Regions from separate parts of the Homo sapiens genome. Here region 1 is linked to region 2. Evidence: read pairs that join two places in POLR2A ChIA-PET (ENCODE). Cell type or tissue: GM12878. All regions are shown on one strand. Each heading gives the region's core, and the rest is flanking DNA. Links, peaks and the distances in the headings are about the cores only.

What was found. Peaks named below come from ENCODE experiments on the same cell type or tissue, not always from the same donor. Only the 100,000 strongest peaks of a DNase experiment are listed, where the experiment ranks them.
Region 1: POLR2A ChIA-PET joins it to region 2 with 5 read pairs; 3 of 35 experiments call an interaction of 5 or more read pairs at or near these places.

Annotation. Positions count from the first base shown.
Region 1 is chr7:128,439,071-128,455,433 of GRCh38, reverse strand. It overlaps the pseudogene RNU7-54P. Among named protein-coding and RNA genes, the nearest start is that of HILPDA, 8.6 kb to the left of the region's middle. RefSeq lists an enhancer at 822-1,528. In GM12878, for the core only: no CTCF peak of the experiment used is centred there; a DNase peak (open chromatin) is centred at 4,852.
Region 2 is chr7:128,502,502-128,511,009 of GRCh38, reverse strand. METTL2B (methyltransferase 2B, tRNA N3-cytidine) reads right to left here. Exons shown (of 9, transcript NM_018396.3): 9 at 4,408-8,508. Among named protein-coding and RNA genes, the nearest start is that of METTL2B, 30 kb to the right of the region's middle. RefSeq lists an enhancer at 4,145-4,234. In GM12878, for the core only: no CTCF peak of the experiment used is centred there; DNase peaks (open chromatin) are centred at 3,389 and 3,969; H3K4me3 peaks cover 1,081 bases; H3K27ac peaks cover 1,405 bases.

The DNA of each region.
Region 1 (16,363 bases), core at 3,710-6,209, 57 kb after region 2:
TCATTTCAAGGACTGAAGAGCTGGTTTTGTTTCACTTCATAGCTGTACCAAGATTCCAAATCCCGAGTTTCAGTTGCCATCGGTATCTCTGGAATGGTGAGGCCCTTGTGCAACATATTAAGCTCTGCAAGCTCTGCTTTCTATGAGAGTTTGTCGTGTCGCTTCAGAAAACGTGAAATACTCCTGGCCCTGGTGTGGGATCCTAACTGCATATGGGCAAGTCACTTGGTATTTAAATGGGCCTCGGTTTTCTCATCTGTAATGAAGACATTGGCCACTAGATGATTTTTCTTCTTCTTCTTCTTTTTTTTTTTTAAATAGAGACAGTCTCGCTATGTTGCCCAGGCTGGTCTCGAACTCCTGATCTCAAGCCATCCTCCCACCTCTGCCTCCCAAAGTGCTGGGGCTACAGGCGTGAGCCACCGCGCCCGGCCGCTAGATGATTTTTAAGGGTGCTTTCGGCTTGAACTAAAGAGCCAGGAGGTCACAGACCAGCCTTATGTCCAGATTTGGGGGGCTAGGCTGCCTTACTAATCACCCCCGAACCCACCCAGCCAAGACTGTGCGGTCTGTCTTGAGAGCACGCAACGGGGGATCTCAGAAAGTAGAGTCCCGGAGAGACACTGGGAATGGGGAGGACCCCCGGGAAGGGGTGTACACGCCGTGGAAGGGAAGGCCGCTGGTGGCTTTAGAACTGGCGGTTCCGTGTACCCGGGTCAAGTGCCCGTGCCGGATGGGAAAGAACCCTGTGACTTTCCACATCTCAGCGAGCTCGGCGGGCTCTGCTTAAGAAGGGCTCTAAGACGGGAAGGGAGGAGCCATCCCCACTGCGACCTTTCCCCTCCTTTCCTGGCTGGCTGGCTGTGGTCTGTCGGGAATGAGGGGGTGGGGAAGCCGGGAAAGCAGAAGGTTGGGGCTGGAGGTCTGCTGGCAGGCAGGCAGACATTTGGAGCCAACTTTCCTGCTCAGCCCGCAGAACTTTTGGTCCTTCGCTATACCAGAGTTTCGTCTGTTTTTTTGCTTGACTGTGTGACCCTTCTCTCACACTGTTATTAAATAGGTCTCAAGCTGCGAAATCACTGCCAGATCCAAACGCCACTACTTTGCCAGGTGAAGGCCTTGGGCGAACCCTTTAACCTTCTTGTAGTTCTGTTTCCTCAGCTGTTCTGTGAGATCATAACAGTCTTAACCTGATATTAAATGAATTAATCCATATAAAGCGCTTAGAACAATGCCTGGCACATAAAAAACATTCTATGAATCTTAACATTATCTGTATCATCAACTACAAAACTCCCAGTGAGGGGTTTTGCTCATTAGCAGCCTAGGCTTGCTGAATGAATGCAGGAATTCTACAATGACCATTTGAGTTCTACTTAGTTTGAGTTCTAAATTTATACTTCACACAGCTGGAAGAAGGGATGGGCACCTCTCCAACAATTCTTTCTCCCCATATTCCCTGCCATTGTCTAAAGGTCATGCCAGTTGGAAATAAGAAGGGTTTGGGTGAGGGCAGCTCTATGCTTTACCATTCTGTCAGCTACAAATGTAGCTACCTGCATCAGGATTTAGTCCTGCCTTCAACACCTTGGCCAGGCTAACTGACCCCTTTGAACTTTAGTTTCCTTATCTGTAAAATGAGGAAAATAATCTGTAAAACAGGGTTGTTGTGAGGGTTGGAAATAATGCCCATAAAGAGTATGTCATATATGCTCAACAAATAGTAGCTATTATTTTGCTAAAAAGTATAAAGCCAGATTCTTGTTCTAAATAAGCTTGTCACCTGGTTGAGTAAACAAGACCTGAATAAGATAAGATAACTAACAACCCAAGGCAGTGTGGGGTAGAGTTTAGAAGTAAGTACATAAGTAGGGTGGTAATGTTTTGCTTGGGGAACTGGGATTTTAACATTCACTATGGTTATTTAAAAAAAAAAAAAAAAAAGAGCTGGGCATGGTGGCTCACACCTGTAATCCCAGCACTTTGAGAGGCTGAGGCGGGCAGATCACCTGAGGTCAGGAGTTCGAGACCAGCCTGACCAACATGGACCAACATTCTCTACTAAAAATACAAAATTAGCCAGGCATGGTGGCGCATGCCTTTAATCCCAACTACTTGGGAGGCCGAGGCAGGAGAATCACCTGAACCTGGCAGGCAGAGGTTGCACTGAGCTGCGATCAGACCATTGCACTCCAGCCTGGGCAACAAGAGGGAAACTCCATCTCAAAAAAAAAAAAAAGAAGAAAGAAAGAGTGGAAACAAAATAAGCATTCTTCAAGTAACTGATACGTGCTGAACATTTTGCTAAATGCATTACATGTATTATTTAATTTTTCTAACGATGCTATGAGGTAGGTATTATTGCCTCTCTTCTTTATTTGTTGTTGTTGTTGAGAAAGGGTCTCACTTTGTTTTCCAGGCTGGAGTACAGTGGCACGATCACTGCTCACTGCAGCCTTGACTTTCTGGGCTCAAGCTATCCTACCACCTCAGCCTCCTAAGTAGCTGGGACTACAGTTACACACCACCACACCCAGCTAATTCTTTCTTTTTTCTTTCTTTGCCACCACCACACCAGCTAATTCTTTTCTTTTCTTTTCCTTTTCTTTCCTTTCTTTCTTTCTTTCTTTTTCTTTCTTTCTTTCTCTTTCTTTCTTTCTTTCTTTTTCTTTCTTTCTCCCTTTCTTCCCTTTCTTTCCTTTCTTTTCTTGCTTTTCTTTCTTTTTTTTTTGTAGAGATGGGGTCTCTCTATGCTGCCCTGACTGGTCTCAAACTCCTGACCTCAAGTGATCCACGTGCCTCAGCCTCACAAAGTGCTGGGATTACAGGTGTGAGCCACCATACCCAGCCTTCTTTATTTGTTAACTATGCTTTTTCTTCCAGAGGAAGAAGAGACTTTCTTCACCTAGTCTTTTACTCATCTTTCATATCTCAATTCAAACATATTTCCTCTGGTCACCCTTGCTGACCCTCGGACCCTGTTCCGGGCTCCAGTGGCATGATAGGCATTTCTTTCCCAGTGTGTTACTTTACCCTTAGTTGTATTAATGTCTGTGTCCTTTCAAAAGCCTGAAAATGTCAGTGAAAGGAGTGTTTGGTCTGATTTTGTTTCCATTCCATCTCCAGCAGCTAGCACCAAATAGTAGGCTTTTGATAAATATTTGTTGACTGAAGGAATAAATGAATGAATATTTTACCCAGCATCTTCAGTGAGTACCCATTGTTTCATCAAGGAAATGTAGATAAGGGCGCCAAGAGAAGCCGTTTTCAGGTGCTACCTCCTCCTTGGAGCTGCAACCAAGGAAAGCTTTTTATAAGCTGCCCTTCCCCCAAAGCCCCTAAAAAGAAGTGATTCTGAAGTCAACCCACACAAGAGTACCATACTAAGAACACAAGTATTTTCACAAATTTGATCTTATCATCAAGTGTTCATTTAAATAACATGTACTTACATTTCTGGTAAGTATAAACTGGTACATTCAGTATGGAAATCAATTTGTCAGTAATTGTTACCCTGACCCCCACTTGTTTTTTAAACACCTCAAGACCATTGAGGTGTTAAAAAAGACCACTGACTACCATTTGGCAATGTCTATAAAAATAAAAGCATACACATGCCCTTTAGCCCAGAATTCCACTTTTAGGATTTATCCTTCCACATGTAGAGAATGGAGTGTTTAAAGGTAGCACTGTTGCAGCACTGTTTGTGATAATGAAAGACTGGAAAAAACAGCCCATCAGTAGAGAACTGGTTAAATAAAAGATGGTGCATTCAGACAGTGAATTACCATAAAGCCAGAAAAAAGAGAGTAAGTTCTGTATATATCGACAAGATCTCCACAATATATTGTTAAATGAAAAGGGTTTATAGTATGTGAGCAGTATGCTACATTTATGTTAAAATGAACATAAAAAATAGAATACAATGAGACACCACCTCACACTCACTAGGATGGCTATAACACAAACAAGCAAAAAAACCCAGAAAAGAACAAATGTTGATGAAAATGTAGAAAAAACAGAACCCTCATACATTGCTGTTAGAATGTAAAATAGTGCAGCTGCTTTAGAATAGTTCCTCAAAAAGTTAAACATAGAGTTACTGTATGATCCAGCAGTTTAGCTCCTAAATATATACCCAAGTGAACCGAAGATGTATGTTCACACACAAACGCTTATACACAAATGTTCATAGCAGCATTATTCATAATAGCCAAAAAAGTAGAAACAACCCAAATGTCCGTCAACTGGCTAAAGGATAAACAAAATGTGATACAATGGAATATTATTCAGCCATAAAAAATGAAGTATTGATACATGCTACAATATGGATGCACCTTGAACACATTATGCTAAGTGAAAGAAACCAGAAACAAAAGGGTACATATCGTATGATTCCATTTATATGAAATGTCAGAATAGGCAAATCCAGGGCTGGGCGTAGTGGCTCCCACCTGTAAGCCCAGCACTTTGAGGATCCCAGCACAGAGACCAAGGTGGGCAGATCACTGGAGGTCAGGAGTTTGAGACCAGCCTGGCCAACATGGTGAAACCCTGTCTCTACCAAAAAGACAAAATTAGCCAGGCATGGTGGTGCTGACCTGTAGTCCCACCTACCTGGGAGGCTGAGACAGGAAAATCGCTTGAACCCAGGAGGCAGAGGTTGCAGTGAGCCGAGATCACACCACTGCACTCCAGCCTGGGCAACAGAGCAAGACTGTCTCAAAAAAAAAAAAAAGGCAAATCCACAGAGACAGAAAGTAGGTAAGTGGTTGCCAAGGGCTGGAGGAGAGGGGACTGGGGAATGACTGCTAGTGGGTACAGGGTGGTTTTTTTTTTGGTGTGTGGGCTGGTGATGAAATGTTCTAAAATTAGTGCTGACAGTTATACAAGTCTATGAATGTACTTAACCATTGAATTGTATCCTTTAAAACGGTGGATTTTGATATGTGAACTATATCTGAATAAAGTCATTATTTTCTTTAAAGGAGGGCAAGTTGAAGACATCGTCAGATGACAAACAAAAACAGAGTTAGCTGCCGTAGGCCCTTACCGTGGAAACTACTGAAGAATGAACCTAAGACACAAGAAAACTGAACCCAAAAGGAAATAGGGAAATGCAAGAAAAAATGGTAAGGAAATATTTACAAAACATATGGATGTATCTAAACAAATTATGACTACTCAAAACTATTTTTAGTAATAATGGTTGATTTAGAAAAGTAAAAATAACAAGATAAACTGAAAAATTGGTAAACATTTCAGATGGGAACAGTGAGCAAAGATGAAGTTTAATATGTTTTTATTTGGGAGGAAAGTAAATATTGATTAATGTTAGACTTTTTTTTTTTTTTTGAGACAGAGTCTTGGTCTTGTCACCCAGGCTGGAGTGCAATGGTGCAATCTCGGTTCACTGCAACCTTCGCCTCCCAGGTTCAAGTGATTCTCCTGCCTCAGCCTCCCGAGTAGCTGGGATTACAGGCACCCACCACCATGCCCAGCTAATTTTTGTATTCTTAGTAGAGACATTTCACTATGTTGGCCAGGCTGGTCTCAAACTCCTGACCTCAAGTGATCCACCTGCCTCAGCCTCACAAAGTGCTGGGATTACAGGTGTAAGCCACCACACCCAGCCAATTTTAGACTTTTTAAGTCTGTATATTAAAATGTTAAGAGTTGGTTGGGCGCGGTGGCTCATGCCTATAATCCTGGAACTTTGGTAGGCCAAGGCAGGTGGATCAGTTGAGGTCAGGAATTCAAGACCAACCTTATTAAATAAATAAATATATTTATATTTATTATTTATTTTTATCTTTTTGAGACAGTCTCACTCTGTCACCCAGGCTGGAGTGCAGTGGTGCGATCTCAGCTCATTGCAACCTCCACCTCCCGGGTTCAAGCGATTCTCCTGCCTCAGCCTCCCGAGTAGCTGAACTACAGGTGCCAGCCACCACACCTAGCTAATTTTTGTACTTTTTTTTAGTAGAGATGGGGTTTCACCATGTTGGCCAGGCTGGTCTCGAACTCCTGACCTCAGGTGATCCACCTGCCTCAGCCTCCCAAAGTGCTGGGATTACAGGCATGAGCCACCGCACCCGCCAAAAAAAATTAAAATGTTAAGGGTAGCTCTTCCTCTTCCTTCTCTTCCTGTACAATTCAGTCTTCAGGCCATTAGGTAAAATAGTACAAGGTGTCTACAATGAAGAGGAGGGCCGGTGGCCCAGAGTGGAATGTCACTTTTATTCACTATTATGTCCTCAGTGTCTGAAACATGTTCACTCAATATTTGGCTCACTGTGTCACTTCCTTCTGGACCCTGATCAAATGTCATTTCTCAGGGAGGCTTTCCCAATCATTTCATGTACAGTAACACTCACCACCTACTCTTCTCCTTTACCCTGTTTTATTTTTTCTTCATAGTACTCAACACCAACAAACCTGTTTTATATTTATTTGTTGATTATCTATCTTCCTCCGCTAGAATGTAGCTCCTTGAGAACAAGGACTCGGACTATTGTGTCAATTATTATGTTCCTAAACCCAGAATAGTGCCTTCCATGTGGTATATGCTCAACAAATATTTGTCGAATGAACGAATCATGTTTATGTATCTGAGATATTTTATAACTGAAAGGAAACACACCAAGCATGGTGGCTGACGCCTGTAATATCAGCACTTTGGGAAGCTGATGTGGGAGCATTGCTTGAGCCCAAGAGTTCAAGACCAGCCTAGGCAACATGACAAGACCCCGTCTCTAAAAAAATTAATAATAATTATGACAGAGCAGCTGATCAATTTCTAATTCTATTTATTGATGTTTGTTGCACAGCATTTTTACAGTGATCATCTCTGGGTGATATAATGAACTCCTTTTTTCCTCCTATTTTCTCCCATGTGCATCTGTTACTTTTACGATCAGAGAAAAAAATTAAAATTTACTAACATTTTGTAAATTTACAGCTTGAGCAACATTGTGACAATGAAGGGAAAACAAACACAGGAGTTTGGATGGGGAAATTGGGTCAAAAGCTTGGAGCAGCTAGTGGGAGGCGGGAGTGGAGTGGGAGGGCCTGGCAGTATGGCACCAGAGGAAGGTGCCCACAGAGAGTTGGCCCTGGAAGTTGGGCAGAGGGCACCCAAGGCAAGCAGTGGCTTCTTCACCTCGCACCTGAGCCAGCAACCTAAATTCTGAGTCTGGTTGTGGTACTAACTAACCACTCACCTGGGGCCAGCCACTTCTTCAGGCCTCAGTTTCCTCATCTGTGAAGCTCAGGTCTGAGGGAGACAAGCTGTCTCTCTCAGAGCCTTTCTACCTAAGAGGTGTGTGGTCCTAGAACCTGCACTGAGAAGCTGTGGTGTGGGTGGGGGACTCCCACTGACACAGCAGGCCTCTGCTCTCAAGCTCTGTCTGCGAAATACTGGATGAACAGTGTAGAATAGGAGAAAAACAGTATTCAAAACTATATGGGCTCTCTAAGTTATCCATGATAAATGCATAGAGAGAGAGAGAGAGAGAGAGAGAGAGACTGACAGTGTATCTACTCTTAAATAGTAACATTTTTCACTGGGCAGGGTCCTCTTATTCATTAGTCACAATAAGCACAGTTCCTGGGGCCTATAGACTTTTCAGGGACTCTCAAACATATTTGAGATATAGAAAACAAAATATATTGGCTTCAAAAAATTTTAAATGACAGAACTAAAATTCATAAACATTTAATCAAAGGTCTGCAAAATATATGTTAACTAGACAGTTTCCTTCTTTTCTTTTCTTTTTTTTTTTTGAGATGGAGTTTCGCTCTGTCACCCAGGCTGGAGGGCAGTGGCATGATCTCGGCTCACTGCAACCTCTGCCTCCCAGGTTTAAGCAATTCTCCTGCCTCAGCCTCTTGAGTAGCTGGGATTACAGCTGCCTGTCACCACGTCTGGCTAATTTTTTTGTATTTTTAGTAGAGATGGGGTTTCTCCATGTTGGCCAGGCTGGTTTTGAACTCCTGGCCTCAAGTGATCCACCCACCTCAGCCTCCCAAAGTGCAAGGATTACAGGCATGAGCCACTGTGCCTGGCCAACTAGACAGTTTCAACTCAGCACAGTAACTTCAGATGTGAGATGTGGGTGCATTTTAACATGATGGGGCATCCCATAGCAGGCATATCTGAGGCCTGTGGAAGTAAAGTGAGGATGGGGTGGATTATGGAGGTTTTATAGTTTCTTGAGTTTCAATTTTTCTACTATGAGCATGTATTATAAGAAGAAGAAAAAGTATTGTGAATGTTTTGAAAAAGTCTGTAAATAAAACCTTAGGAAAGATTTGGGGTGAAGAAGTCCCTACTTTCTCATCTCAGTAAAGGCTTGGGGACAGTCCTCTGTCTTATGGAGGTAATTAGAATCAAAAAGGAAACTCACTGGAAACATGTATTTAAGAGTTTACTCATTCTATGCTGTTTTCCAAGTTATTTCCATCCAGCAGTTTAGGATAAATCTGTGTATTGACATGTTGCTCTCTCTTTCCTTCATGGAACCATAAAATCATTGAATGTTAGAACATAGCGGGAGCCTTCCTCCTTGCTGTCACCTTCTCTTGGTGGTCACAGTGGGCTCTATGAGCATGGGAGAGCCCAGGTTAGCTGCAAAAGGGCCAGGCCTCAAATGAGCTCCGTTGCTGCCTGGTAGATGGTCGAGGTGCTACCAGAGGAGATGGGTGTCTTGCTCCAGGCAGGGAGGCAGAGTCTGAGTCTCTGGGTTGGGAGACAACGGGGTTCTCCTGGTGTCTGTGCTGTTGTCATTCACAATGACAACAGCTGCTCTTCCCTCTGCTGCATGTGTTCACACACACATGCCCTACCTTTACACACGTGTGTGTGCACATGGGCACATTTTCTCTCTGCCTAGACAGCTGGCACCTCTCCCCCAGACACAGATGCCCAGACATTTCTGCTGCCAGCCAACTCACTCCGTGGCTCTGTTCCAACTCGGCTAGAGCAGGGCAGGGGGCTGTTCCTGCTGTCTCTTATCTTAGCCAAGAAGGACAGTGGCTGCTGTCAGGAGAGGGGGTAATGAGGGGTAGAGGACAACTGGTCTTTGAGGAGACTCCCACCGTTTTTTCCTTCTCCCAGTGATCCTTCCTCCTTTGGCTAAAGGACTGGAGAAAAAGCTGTCCAGTCAGAATCCCTCCTGTCAACGATGAAGGCCCAAAGCCCTACCCACACCGAACCCCTCAGCCCCTCGCCTGACAAATACTCAAAGTCAGCTAAAACTATTGGTGTCTCAGGCTCCCAGCTCTCCCATTTGACCCTGGAAACCTCCCCAGTCCCCCATCCTGGGTTCTTTTGCATGTTGGAGTATCGCTTGCTGATACGGCGTTCGATGTTTATACCTCTCAGTTGATAAGCATGTTCCGTCTAGAGAACGTCTTGTATATTATTCTTAAAAGTTCTTACCAGGGACTCCAAAGGGTGTCCCTTTTGAAAAACTACTCACTGAGTGCAGTGTTCACTGTTCGGGTGATGGGTTCACTGGAAGCCCATTATGCAATATACTCATGTAACAAATTTGCACATGTACCCACTGAATCCAAAATAATTTTTTTTTTTGAGACAGAGTTTTGCTTTGTCACCCAGGTTGGAGTGCAGTGGTGTGATCTTGGCTCACTGCAACCTCTGCCTCCTGAGTTCTAGTGATTCTCCTGCCTCAGCCTCCTGAGTAGCTGGGATTACAGGCACCTGCCACCATGCCTGGCTGATTTTTATATTTTTAGTAGAGACAGGGTTTCGCCATGTTGGCCAGGCTGATCTCAAACTCCTGACCTCAAGTGATCCACCCGCCTTGGCCTCCCAAAGTGTTGGGATTACAGGTGTGAGCCACTGCGCCCGGCCAGAATAAAATTTTAAAAATGTATTGTAAGCATCATCCTTATTCATCGCTCTGTTAATTAGTTATCTCCTGTAACTTTGAGAGGGTTGTTTTAAGATTTAAAAATATATTTGCTTCTCAGTCTGTGCCTTGTGCAAACCAGATGCTCAGTTGTTATCAGTGGACCAATCTTTATCACTCACATGCACTAAAGATCAGTAAACCAGGCTGGGTGCAGTGGCTCACGCCTGTAATCTCAGCACTTTGGGAGGCCAAGGCAGGTGGATTACCTGAGGTCAGGAGCTTGAGACCAGCCTGGCCAACATAGTGAAACCCTATCTCTACTAAAAATACAAAAATTAGCTGGGTGTGGTGGCACACGCCTGTAGTCCCAACTACTCGGGAGGCTGAGGCAGGAGAATGGCGTGAACCCGGGAGGCAGAGGTTGCAGTGAGCCGAGGTTGCGCCACTGCACTCTAGCCTGGGTGACAGAGCGAGACTCTGTCTCAAAAAAAAAAAAAAAATCAGTAAGCCAACCCCACCCCTGAGCTAACTAAATTCTCTAGCTAGACTGAACCTGCCCATCCCACCTGTATCATCAAATTCAGCCTCAGCCACTGCCCAGCCTGGGGCACTGGGTAAACTTCTTTGCTTCTCTAGCCTCAGGCTCCTTGTCGTGAAAACAAACTGACTGAGCTCGATAATGGCTCTAAGCATTCCTTCTAGCCGATTAGATTCTATAACTAAGTGCTTTTATAGAGTCTTTTGCAGCCTTGGTTCCTCAGCCTTCTGGAATAAAATCACCATTGTCCCTTGCCACTTCTCTATCTGCACAACAGGGAGAAATCAGGGAGAAGGAGGAATAGAGGGATGTGGAGAATCTCCTTTGATAGCAAGGAAAATGAGCAGCCTGGGTACTAGCTCTAAAAGGGGATTCTACCCAAAATAAGGAGCTCAGTGCATCATGGGATGTGTACTGCCCACGGGGCTCTGAGTATGTAAATCAGGACAGGTGTGTGTATATTAGGGCAAATGTGTGTACCCTAGGAAACTTTGCACCTGTCGGTGGCCTCAGGCCTGTTGATGTTCTCATTGTTCATGTGACTCCTGGTACCCCAAGGGCCTGGGCCTGGTTGTGCCGCTTTCACAGCCTCCTGGGGTAGGTCTCTGAGTCAAGAGGCATGTGACTCTTGTTGGTTTTGTGTACCTGAGACTGTGTGTTGGCCTCATTACTGCAGGAAGTTCAGGTTCTTTGGTTGGCTTAGTGAATTACCCAGGAAACAGTAGATATAGGCTGGCTGAGCTCTCCTACGCTTCCCAAGCCAAGAAAGGAGGGAAGTGCCCTTCCTGCACTCCTAAAGGTCAGCATACCCTTCCCACAAAGGGGGCACACTGTGAAAAGTCACCCTTGTCTCCTGAGGATGAGGCTTCACTTATGAGGCCCCTAGGGGGAAGTGTGTAAAGCCAAAGTCATTCCAAGATCTGGAGACAGGGCAAAGGCCGGTAACCAAGCACAGTAACCAGGCCTGCAGTTGGCTAAGCCCCAGAGTCACATCACCTGGAAAAGCTATTTTTATGTGCCAGACAGGACTGAGAAGTTGCCGCTGTCATCAGAGCCCAGGTTTCCCCTAACCCTGTCCCGGAGGCTGGGCCACTGTGACCCACCCATCAGGGAGGAACAGAGCTGGCCTTACTCTGGGTAGGCCCTTTCCCTTCTCCTCCTCCTCCAGCTATCTCCCCAGCTCTGCTGTTGGGAGACTGCTGTCTACCTGTAGAGTTGGATTTCCTCCTCAAAGGGTAGCTTCCCAGCAAAGCCACATTACTGCTTCCAAAGCAGGGAGCTCACCAGTGTATACTTCCTGATTTTTCTGTCTACTTTCCCTAACTTGGGACATCTGATCGTTCTGCCAGGCCATGCAGCAATTCCTTTCCTGTCCTCCTGTTCATCTGAAAAAGGCTTAAGCCAGCTCTGCAGCTGAGCTCTTTGCATTTTCTAAGTCCCCCTTCACATACCTGAGGTCCCCTTGTCTTCATATGATCCCCGATGTAGTCTGGCAAAATTAATGTGTTAGTGTTACAGCGCTTTGAGAATTTGTCTAGCAGGCCTTTGGGTCTTTACTGGAAAACCCCTAAAAAAAATTAACATGTTAAATTTCAGGAAAGGTATCTCTCTATTAGCCCCCACTTATTCTTTCATTTATTCATTCTGCATTTATTTAGCATTATCATTTTTCTATTGAAGATTTCATGCTTTTCTGTTCAATTTCCCAAGTTCCTGATATAGTAAGAAATTGAGACCTTGTTATTGTACTTACGAAAATATTTCCCTGCCTATTTGCTTTAAGTTTTTTTGTTTTGTTTTATTTTTCTTTGAGACAGAGTCTCACTCTGTCACCCAGGCTGGAGTGCAGTGGCATGATCTCAGCTCACTGCAACCTCTGCCTCCTGGGTTCAAGCAATTCTCCTGCCTCAGCCTCCTGAGGAACTGGGAGTGCAGGTGAGTGCCATGACGCCAGCCAATTTTTGTATTTTTAGTAGAGATGGGGTTTCACCATGCCAGGCTGGTCTCGAACTCCTGACCTCAAGTGATCCATCTGCCTCGGCCTCCTAAAAAGTGCTGGGATTACAGGCGTGAGCCACCATGCCTGGCCGCTTTTAGTTTTTTTAAAAATAATTTTTATTATTTAGTAGTAGAGATGGGGTCTTGCTATGTTACCCAGACTGGTCTTGAACTCCTGGGTTCAAGCAGTCCTCTTGCCTCAACCTCCCAAAGTGCTGGGATTACAGGCATGAGCCACAACACCTGGCCTATTTGCTTTCAATTTTGTTTATGACTATTTTCTTCTTTTTCACAGTCATTTATTCAACAACTATTTATTAAATGTCAACTATGAAAAACCACTGGGCAAGGCATTTTGGAGACTGAACTACTTGCCCTTAGGACACTTGTTCCCTCCTACCTCCTACTTATTTAACTGATAGATGTGGAAGCTTTATAGTATCATCACACCCTTAGATGACAAGGCTCTGGGCCTTATTACTCAAATCACTTAAGTTTATATATGACTCGCGTATAATAAAAGTTAAAAATTAATAAAAATGGCCAGGTGCAGTGGCTCATGTCTGTAATCCCAGCACTTCGGGAGGCCAAGGCAGGTGGATCACCTGAGGTCAGGAGCTCAAGAACAGCCTGACCAACATGGTGAAAACCCATCTTTACTAAAAATACAAAAATTAGCTGGGCATGGTGGCAGATGCCTGTAATCCCAGCTACCCAGGAGGCTGAGGCAGAAGAATTGCTTGAACCCGGGAGGTGGAGGTTGCAGTGAGCCGAGACCGTGCCATTGCACTCCAGCCTGGGCTACAAGAGCGAAACTCCATCTCAAAAACAAATAATAATAAGAATATACTATATAATATATACAGTTACAATAACTCAAATTAGTAAAAAACACACAGAAAATTGACTATAAGCACTTATTAATTAACTTCAATTTATTAAATTACAGGGAGAAATAAACCTGCCAGGCCTTGTGCTTATTGATTAGTGAGTGTTTTCTTTTCTCTGTACAAAAGTCTGTTTGGGGACTCAAAAGACAACAGGAAGTAGCCTGAAGGTATAGAATCTGAGCTGGGGGAGCTGCCTAGGGAATTGCAGAGGCAAGTGTCACCAAGCTCCAATAACCTGCTGTCCTCACTGTCCCTGCAAGAAGAGACACACTAAGAGGACCGGATTTCTCATGTTGGCATTTCAGGGCATCTTGGTTAAAAAAGTAGTGGCTTCCAGGACAAACAGACGTGAGTTCAAAGCCAGCCTCACACTCTCTGACTGGATGACCTTGGATAAGTAACTTAATCTTTCTGAGGCTCAGTATTTGCATCAGTTTTCTCTCAATGTGATGTTGAGGCACTCCCTGTAGGAGTGTTTGGAAGATGAAATGAGATTATGCAGGCAAAGCAGTTGCACATTGTTTGGCACTGAAGCTCAACAAATGTTAGTTCTATTTTATTATTATTATTATCACCACTATTATTATTATCCTATGTTGTGTGCCAGAGGCTGTGCTGGGTGCTGGAAATGCAGCAATGGATAGGACACATGGTCCCTGCCCCATCCCACCTCCAGGGATCTGATTGATCAAAGGAAGCTCAGTTTTTCAGCACCAGACTCAGCCTCATTTACACACATGGTCTTATTATATCCCTTCCTGCATTGCCTTTTTGAGAAAAGTCACTTTAAATCAAGGAAAATTTTAGACTATGAATTATTTGAAGCCAAAAATTTAACTTAATTCTTTCTCCGCTAAAGAGTACAATAATACATATTTAGAACATTAATGAGTCCTAATAATCTCTTTTATATGTAGAAGGCTGTCAGTCCCCCAAGTACTTTCATACTTATTTCATCCTGGAAAACAATTAAGTTAGAGAAACAGACATTTGGCCGGGCGCGGTGGCTCACGCCTGTAATCCCAGCACTTTGGGAGGCCGAGGCGGGCGGATCACGAGGTCAGGAGTTTGAGACCATCCTGGCTAACACGGAGAAACCCCATCTCTACTAAAAATACAAAAAATTAGCCCGGCGTGGTGGCGGGTGCCTGTAGTCCCAGCTACTGGGGAGGCTGAGGCAGGAGAATGGCGTGAACCCGGGAGGCGGAGCTTGCAGTGAGCCGAGATTGCGCCACTGCACTCCAGCCTGGGTGACAGAGTGAGACTCCATCTCAGAAAAAAAAAAAAAAGAGAAACAGACATTTTAGAAAAATTACATAATGGAGAAGTGTTAATAGAACCGCCTGTGAAGTTGTGATACCTAGAAGATTCTACAAAAACAGAATTCAATTAGATATATACTTTAACTTTTTATTATGGAAAATTTAGATCATACACAAAAGTAGACAGACAAGCAGACTAGCTTACACATATCCAATCTTCAGCCACCAGCAACCCTTAACCTATGGCCAATTCTGCCCCATTCACACACACGTGCTTTCCCTCCTCCTGTATTATTTGAAGTACATCCTATACAGCCTGTCAATTCAGCTGCAAATATCTGTTATGCATCTGTAAAAGCTGAAGACTTGAGGCCAGGTGCAGTCGCTCGTGCCTATAATCCCAGCACTTGGGAGGCCAAGACGGGAGGATCGCTTGAGCCCAGGAGCTCAAGACCAGCCCAGGCAACATTGGAAGACCTCATCTCTACAAACAAATTAAAAAATGAGCCGGGCCTGGTGGCAGGTACCTGTAGTCCCAGCTACTCAGGAGGCTGAGGCAGGATGATAGCTTGAGCCAGGGAGGTTGAGGCTGCAGTGAGCTGTAATTGCACCATGGCACTCCAGCCTGAGTGACACAAAAAGAACTTATCTCAGAAAAAAAAACAAAAAATAAATAAAGTTTACACATTTTTAACAAAGCTAAAACACTGTTACACAGCTAAAATATCAACAGCAATTCCTAATACCATCAAACAATATTCAAGTTTCTAATTGTTTCATAAAAGGACACCATTTTAATATCTGCAAGTGGGTTGTGGTTCTAAGAGAAGGAATCATAGGTAAAAGTAAAGAATTCAGTTGAATTGCAACCTCTTTAAGAGCAAATAAATTCTCCTTTGTATTCATTTAGAATGTTTGTGCTTCTTTTTACTGTTTTAAACAAAGTTGCAATTAATATCTTTATACTTACATTTTTGTACGCTTGCCCAATTATTTCCTTAAGATTAATACCTATGAGTAAAAGCCAGAAGGCATGCCTTTGTTTTTTTATTTTGTTTTATTTTTGAGACAGGATCTTGCTCTGTCACCCAGGCTGGAGTGCAGTGGCGCCATCACGACTTGTTGCAGTCTCGACCTCCTGGGCTCAAGCGATCTTCCCATCTTAGCCTCCCAAATGGCTGGTACCATAGGCACACACCACCACTCCTGATACTTTTGTTCTTTTATTTTTGTTTTTTGTAGAGACAGGGGTCTCACCATGTTGCCCAGGCTGGTCTCAAACTCATGGGCTCAAGCCATCTTCTTGCCTCGGCCTCCCAAAGTGTTGAGATTACAGGTGTGAGCCTCTACACGCAGCCAGCACACCTTTTTAGGCTCTTGTTCCATACTATGAAATAGCCTTCCTAGGCACACTGTGTGAAAATGCCCATTTTCCTATGTTCCATGCACGCACAATCCTAATAGTATTCTCTATATTTGCAAATGAGGATATGGAGTCGGGGGCACTGGATTAGGGTGGGCCCTAATCCCATGTGACTGGTGTCCTTATAAGAAGAGGAAAATTTGAACACAGACAGACAGAGGGAAGATGGCCATGTGATGCCAGAGGCAGAGAGATTAGAGTTAGGGTGCCATGAGCCAAGGAATGTGTGGGGCCACCAGAAACTGGAAAAAACAAGGAAGGATCCTCCCCTAGTTGGCAGCGTGGCCCTGCCAATGCCCTAATTTCAAACTTCCAGGCTCCAGAACTGTGAGAGAATAAATTTATATTGTTATGAATCACCTAGTTTGTGATAC
Region 2 (8,508 bases), core at 2,584-5,083:
CTATTTTCCCTAGCTTGCTTGGTTCTTCCTGGCACATGCCCACGTGTTAGAGGATTTATGGGTTTATTGTTGGAATCTCCTCGTCCAAATTTGACAGCTCCAGGAAAGGTGTGACTGATGTGTTCACTCCTGTTTCCAGACCTAGTGCTCCAAGTCTTTGGCCCCAAAGGCATCCAACTGGAACTTAAGGTATTGTTTTGTTTTCATTGTATTGATCTTTAAAATACATTTTTATTTTTATTTATTTATTTATTTTTAAATAGAGATGGGGCCTCACTATCTTGCCCAGGCTTGCCTCAAACTCCTCAAATGGTTTAAGCCACCCTGGGTTCAAGTGATCCTCACACCTCGGCCCCCCAAAGCGTTAAGATTACAGGGGTTAGCCACTGCACATGGCCCAAAAATACTTTTAGTTCATGGCAACTAATACTTACTTTACCTTTATAGCAGTGATTTTTAAAAAATCCCTTAAAAATAAATTTAAGGCCGGGCACAGTGGCTCACGCTTGTAATCCCAGCACTTCGGGAGGCTGAGGTGGGCAGATCACAAGATCAAGAGATTGAGACCATCCTGGCCAACATGGTGAAACCCTGTCTCTACTAAAAATACAAAAAATTAGCCGGGCGTGGTGGCACGCACCTGTAGTCCCAGCTACTCTAGAGGCTGAGGCAGGAGAATCACTTGAACTGGGAGGCGGAGGTTGCAGTGAGCCGAGATCATGCTACTGCACTCCAGCCTGGGTGACAAGAGCAAGACTCCATCTCAAAAAATAATAATAAAAACAAATAAATAAACACATTTAAGTAAAAATATAAATTTTTTTAAAAAAATTCTGTTTTTTGAGATAGAGTCCCACTCTGTCACTCAGGCTGGAGTGCAGTGGCACAATCTCACTGCAACCTCCGCCTCCTGGGTTCAAGTGATTCTCCTGCCTCAGCCTCCTGAGTAGCTGGGACTACAGGCAAGCACCACCACCCCCAGCTGATTTTTGTATATTTTTTTTTTTTAGTAGAGATGGGGTTTCACTGTGTTGGCCAGGCTGGTCTGGCCTCAGGTGATATGCCTGCTTTGGCCTCCAAAGTGCTGGGATTACAGGTGTGAGCCACTGCGCCTGGCCAAAAATATAATGTAAAAGGATTCCATAATGGTCTACTCGGATATCAATATTTGGGAAGATGAAATAAACCAGCTGAAGTCTAGGAAATCATGCTCTTACGGATGCCTTTTTGGGGATTCTGCCTGCCATTGTGGGAACTGGCTGCCTAGACACACACACACGCACATGCTGCACACCCATTTTACAGAGACATCAAACCTCAGGAGCTTGGTTACAGCTGCCTCCCACAAGTGCACTAAGGAGCAGAGAAGTGGTCCTTAAAGAGGCTGCAGGAGTGAGGGCAACCGGGCAACCACACACCTCCCAGCGTGGGGTCCAGGAGGCGCCCTGTGCCCTTCTACTGTTGTTTTTTGTTTAAGCCACCTTGAGCTGTTGATAGTTGCAACCTTGTATGATTTTGTTTTTAAGTTAAATACAAACTGTGTATCCGGGGTGTCTGTGCAGTGGTAGGGGGCAGTGGGCAGGGTAGGAAGAAGCTATTCAGGCATTCAGTCCCCACTTACTGGGCACTGACCATGGGCCAGGGGCTTTGGTAGTCTGCTGTGTTTAGAATACAACGGTCCCCCAAGAAATTCACAATTTATTTATTTATTTATTTATTTGAGATGGAGTCTCACTCTTGTCACTCAGACTGGAACACAATGGCTTGATCTCGGCTCACTGTAACCTCCACCTTCCAGGTTGAAGCTGTTCTCCTGCCTCAGTCTCCCGAGTAGCTGGGATTACAGATGCGCGTCACTATGCCCAGCTAATTTTTGTATTTTCAGTAGAGATGGGGTTTCACCATGGTGTCCAGGCTGGTCTTGAACTCCTGACCTCAGGTGATCTGCCTGCTTTGGACCCCCAAAGTACTGGGATTACAGGTGTGACCCACCGTGCCTGGCCTTTTTTATTATTTTTTGAGGCAGAGTTTTGCTCTTGTCACTCAGGCTGGAGTGCAATGGCAGGATCTCAGCTCATTGTAACCTCCGCCTCCCGGGTTCAAGTGATTCTCTTGCCCCAGCTTCCCAAGTAGCTGGGATTACAGGCACTCACCATCACACCTGGCTAATTTTCAGTAGAGACAGGGTTTCACCATGTTGGCCAGGCTGGTCTCGAATTCCTGACCTCAAGGTATCCACCTGTCTTGGCCTCCAAAGGGATTACAGGCATGAGCCACCGCACCGTGTCAGAAACTCATAATTTAATGAGCTCGATTGAATGTCGGCCTTAATCGCCCACAAAAATTGAGGGGTAATCAGAAGCAAGGCTGAAGAGGGTGACAGGGGCTTGTCAGTAGCAGGGCTCTTCAGGGCCCTCGCCATTCTGCTCACCCTTGGAGGGTTTCTCAAGTGTGCCACTGCTGATAAATGTTCCTCCCTCCCTCCTTTCCTTCTTTTTTTTTTTCTTTCCTTCTTCCCTTTCTCTCTCTTTTTTTTTTGAAGGAGTCTCATTCTGTCACCCAGGCTGAAGTGCAGTGGCGTGATCTTGGCTCACTGAAACCTCAGCCTCCTGGGTTCAAGCGATTCTCCTGCCTCGGCTCCCCCAGTAGCTGGGATTACAGGCATGGGTCACCACACTCGGCTACTTTTCTTTTTCTTTCTTACCTTTCCTTCGTTCTCTCTCCCTCTCTCCTTCCTTCTTTCCTTTCTATCTCTCTCTCTTTTCTTTTCTTTTTTGAGACAGAGTCTTGCTGTGTCACCCAGCAGTGGTGTGATCACAGCTCACTGAAGCCTTGAACTTCTGGGCTCAAGCGATCCTCTCACCTCAGCCACCTGAGTAGCTAGGACTACACACAGGCACCACCACGCCTGGCTAATTTTTTATTTTTTTGTATGAACAGGATGCTGCTATGTTACCCAGGCTGGTGTTGAACTCCTGGACTCAAGCGATCCTCCCATCTTGGCCTCCCAAAGTGCTGGGATTACAGGTGTGAGCCATCACACCTGGCTATAACATTAAATTTTAATGGCAAAATCCAAATTCAGAGAATGGAAGTAGAGAATGAATGAATGAAGGCAGTGTGAGGCTCATCTGTGGGTAAAGATGCCAAGCTTGAGGCTGGAGTCAAGGCTACGGTGTCTCAGGGTCCCCAGTGGGGTATTAAATCGGACTGTGGTGATTTGTCCTGAAACCTGGTCATGGAGTGTGTTTCACTGGCTACAGAGACAATGTCCAACCTTGAGCCAAGACACTTATTTAAATAAAATGAAGCAGTCATGATGCAATGTTTCAGTGTTTTCACCTGGGAAATTCACCATGAGCACTTCTTCTACCTCTTAACCAGGGTTCCCAAATCACAACCTGTAGACCAAATTAGGAAGCACGCACAAATCTGCAATGCATCAACGCAGCCAGGCTCTGAAAATAGCAGCTGCAGCCACAAACCAAAGAACAGGCCTTTGTGAACAGACTGAAAGAAACTGCTTGTCCTGAGCTCATCTTTTAAGCCACAGACAGAACTCCTTACTCCTACTAAAGTATGTATTTAAGCAAAGATAGGAATCAATTACATCCAAGTAGGATGGCTTAGCACGTTAGATTTTCCCTTTCTCACTAAGTTTCCAAGGCCTAATTTTCCAACCAGAACCCAAGAGAATATGAACTTATATGAAAAGAAGTGGCCGACCCATTGTACATAGGTTTGATAGCATTAACAGAGGCCAGGCTCTACATGAATCCTGCAAGACCGGGAGATGAATCCCTTTCACAGTGCAAAACCCACTTTCAGGGTGATCGCTGCCTTCAGGAACATGGTTTCACTCCAATAGCTCCAGTGCATCTGTCTCAAACTGTCTCTCATTTTTCAAACAACATTGAATTTATCTCCTCACCCTAATTAACACTACTTAGGAAGGTAAATCAGTTTCAGAAACACTTCTCTGTTAGATTCACATTGAAACCACACAACTTCCTGAGCAGCTTCACACCTGGAGCCACCTTCCAGCCCCACATAGCACCTTTCTTTTTTTTTTTTTTTTTTTTTTGAGATGGAGTCTTGCTCTGTCACCCAGGCTGGAGGGCAATCTCTGCTCACTGCAACCTCCGCCTCCCGGGTTCAAGCAATTCTTCTACCTCAGCCTCCCCAGTAGCTGGGATTACAGGCTCCCACCACCATGCCTGGCTAAATTTTTTTTATTTTTAGTAGAGATGGGTTCTGCCATGTTGGCCAGGCTGGTCTCAAACTCCTGACCTCAGGTGATCCGCCTGCCACAGCCTCCCAAAGTGCTGGGATTACAAGCGTGAGCCACCACGCCCGACCCACCATTCTTGCATTAAGCATATTAAGAGATACCATTCAGAGCCAGACTGATAGTTGAGACAGTATTTATTTTTTAAGTGGCACTGAGGTCATATACTTTAATCCCTCCCAACACATGTAACAGTCCTCTGCCCATCATTAGCGATTCTGAGGATGAAACGTTATGCAAAGTCCCTTACAGAGTCAAATTTGGCCTGAGAGATAAAAAGTCGAGCTTAGCAGATGGCAGGGAATAAAAGGGAGCAGGGGCAGGAGAAGGCTCGTCTTTTTAATCTAAGCCAAAGCCCAAACCAGGTGCCAGAAAGATAAAATAAAAACTGTGCCTATAGTTTTGCAATGCTTTAGGGATGCTGAAGGACAGTCTTTAGAGAATCATTTAAATTAATGTATCTATTCTTCATTTCAAAAGATAAATGAAATACCATCCCAGTGATTCAGTTTTTTCCAGTTTTAAGTAAATACGGTAATGGAAAAGATGGGAGCTCTCTTCCTCCCTTCATTCTTTGCTCCCACCTCTGAAAACCCATTAAGTGGGGCCAGTCACGGTGGCTCATCCCAGCACTTTGGGAGGCCGAGGTGGGAGGATTGCTTGAGCTCAGGAGCTCAAGACCAGCCTGGGACACATGGTGAAACCCTGTCTCTACAAAAAATACAAAAATTAGGCTTGGTGGCACATGCCTGTAGTCCCATCTACTTGGGAGGCTGGGGTGGGAGAATCACTTGAGCATGGGAGGTCGAGGCTGCAGTAAGCAGTAAGCAGTGATCGTGCTGCTGCACTCCAGCCTGGGTGAGCCTGTCTCAAAAACAACAACAAATAACCCCACAAGAAACTCAAATACCCATGGGTCCATATTGAGACAAGTAAATCAGATATGAGAAAGCTTTTCTGTACAAAATACCAACCAATCAGTGTAGAAGGAATGGAAGGATCAGAAACCACTATTTGGCAACTATCATAGTTATTCAGACAAAAAACAGCAATAGATACTGAAACTAGGGGGTAGAAGTTTGATGAGGAACAGGATATTTAGTCTCAAAGCACTTCCCTACAAAATACTTATTAACTTTACAGTGGCAGAACCTGGCAGACAACACAACTAAGTGACATCACCAATAATGGGGAAATTCATAATCATGTGTCGCCTGATACGATCCTATGGGAGGAACACAGCATCACCTCTGAATATTCCTGCCCAAAATGCAGAGCCTGAACCAAATCATGAAGAAACACCAACAAACCCAATTCGAGTTTACACAATAGCCTCTTACCTTAAAATGCAAAGGTGCAAAAGCAAGCCTAAACTGTAGACTGAAGGAGACTGAGACACAACTAATAAATTCAATACAATTATTTATTTTTTACATTTTTTTTGTTTTTTTATTTTGAGACGGAGTCTCACTGTTGCCCAGGCTGGAGTGCAATGGTGCGATCTCGGCTCACTGCAACCTCCGCCTCCCAGGTTCAAATGATTCTCTAGACTCAGCCTCCCAGATAGCTGGGATTACAGGCGCCCACCACCATGCCCAGCTAATTTTTTTTTTTTTTTTTTTTTGAGACGGAGTTTCACTCTTGTTGCCCAGGCTGGAGTGCAATGGCGCCATCTCGGCTCACTGCAACCTCTGCCTCCCAGATTCAAGTGATTCTCCTGCCTCAGCCTTCCAAGTAGATGGGGTTACAGGCATGCGCCATCACACCTGGCTATTTTGTATTTTTAGTAGAGACGGGGTTTCTCCATGTTGGTCAGGCTGGTCTCGAACTCCCGACCTCAGGTGATCCACCTGCCTCGGTCTCTCAAAGTGCTGGGATTACAGGTGTGAGCCACCATGCCTGGTCTGTATTGTTAGCAGAGATGGGGTTTCATTAAGTTGGCCAGGCTGGTCTCGAACTCCTGACCTCAAATGATCCGCCCACCTCGGCCTCCCAAAGTGCTGGGATTACAGGCGTGAGCCACTGCACCCGGCCTATGTTTAACATTTTTTAAAAAGTCAGGGTCTTGGCCGGGCGTGGTGGCTCACGCCTGTAATCCCAGCACTTTGGGAGGCTGAGGCGGGCAGATCACCTGAGGTCGGGAGTTCGAGATCAGCCTGACCAACATGGAGAAACCTTGTCTCTACTAAAAATACAAAAAATTTAGCTGGGAATGGTGCTGCATGCCTGTAATTCCAGCTACTTGGGAGGCTGAGGCAGGAGAATCACTTAAACTTGGGAGGTGGAGATTGCAGTGAGCCGAGATCGTGCCATTGTACTCCAGCCTGGGCAACAAGAGCGAAACTCCATCTCAAAAAAAAAAAAAAAAAAAGTCAGGGTCTTGCTACATTACCCAGCCTGGTCTTGAACTCCTGGCCTCAAGTCATCCTCCTGCCTTGGGCTCCCAAAATGCTAAGATTACAGGAGCCACTGTGCCCAGCCAACATAATCATGTTTTTGTGTGACAAAGCTATTATTGGGACTACTGGGTAAACATGAATGGTTAGTGGCTGGCATTAATGTTTCCATGTATTCCTACTTGTGATGGATATATTTGGTAATATATTTGCTGATGTTGGGACATCAGAAAAAAATGGACTATTCTTGCAGTATTCCTATATAAATTTATTATTCCAAAATTTAGAAAAACATCAACAAGGTGAAAGCTAGGCATCTTTGTTTTTGAGATGCAGTTTCGCTCTTGTCGCCCAGGCTGGAGTGCAATGGCACCATCTCAGCTCACTGCAACCTCCGCCTCCCAGGTTCAAGCAATTCTCCTACCTCAGCCTCCTGAGTAGCTGGGATTACAGGCGCCCACAACCATGCCGGGCTGATTTTTTATTTTTTAGTGGAGACGGGGTTTCACTATGTTAGCCGGGCTGGACTGGAACTCCTGACCTCAAGTGATCTGCCCACCTCAGCCTCCCAAAGTGCTGGGATTATAGGCGTGAGCCGCCATGCCTGGTCGAAAAGTCCTTACTTTCTAAAATTAAGGATATATCCTATAACTGCATGGATCAAGACAGAAATATGTAAAAATAATTGAAAAAATGCAGAACATAAAAAAAAAGGATCTAACAATTAGCTAGGCATGATGGTGCCCACCTGCAGTCCTAGCTACTCAGGAGGCTGAGGTGGAGCGATGGCTCAAGCCAGAAGTTCGAGGTGATAATGAGCTATCATTGCACCACTGAACTCCAGCCTGGGCAACAAAGTGAGAGCCCTGTCTCCTAAAAAAAAAAAAAAAAAGCATCTAACACTGACAGTGATCACATTCAGAAGTGAAGTGATGATGTGGTTAAAATTAAGAAGTTCTCTCAATTCCTTTTGTGTCAAACACTTAAGGGTGCAGTAAAAAAAGATAATTTTGCAAAAAGTGAAAATTCTTTTCTTTTATTTTTTTGAGACAGAGTCTTCCTCTGTTGCCCAGGCTGGAATGCAGTGACATGATCTCGGCTCACTGCAACCTCTGCCTCCCAGGTTCAAACGATTCTCCTGCCTTAGCCTCCCGAGTAGCTGGGACTACAGGGGACTACAGGCGCATGCCACCATGCCCAGCTATTTTTTTTGGTATTTTTAGTGGAGACGAGGTTTCACCGTGTTAGCCAGGATGGTCTCGATCTCCTGACCTCGTGATCCACCTGCCTCAGCCTCCCAAAGTGTTGGGATTACAGGCATGAGCTACCGCACCCAGCCAAATTCTTTTAATTCTTTAGACATAGGTTAGAGGGGGAACAGTGCTTAAAATTCCATGGAACTAAGATTTTTTTTATTTTTATTTTTTTGAGACAGAGTCTTGCTTTGTTGCCCAGGCTGGAGTACAGTGGCGCAATCTCAGCTCACTGCAACCTCTGCCTCCTGGGTTCAAGTGATTCTCCTGCCTCAGCCTCCCGAGTAGCTGGATTACAGGCACCCACCAACACACCCAGCTAATTTTTTTATCTTTAGTAGAGACGGGGTTTCACCATGTTGGCCACGCTGGTCTCGAACTCCTGACCTCAGGTGATCTGCCCGCCTCGGCCTCCCAAAGTGCTGGGATTACAGGTGTGAGCCACCGTGCCTGGCGGAACTAAGATTAAAGCAAAGACCACGATCAATTACTTAACAAGAACACCACATTTTGATGCTGTCTACAGGGTCATTTTTTTCTTGTCAGGAAAATATCTGATCTGATTCTTCCC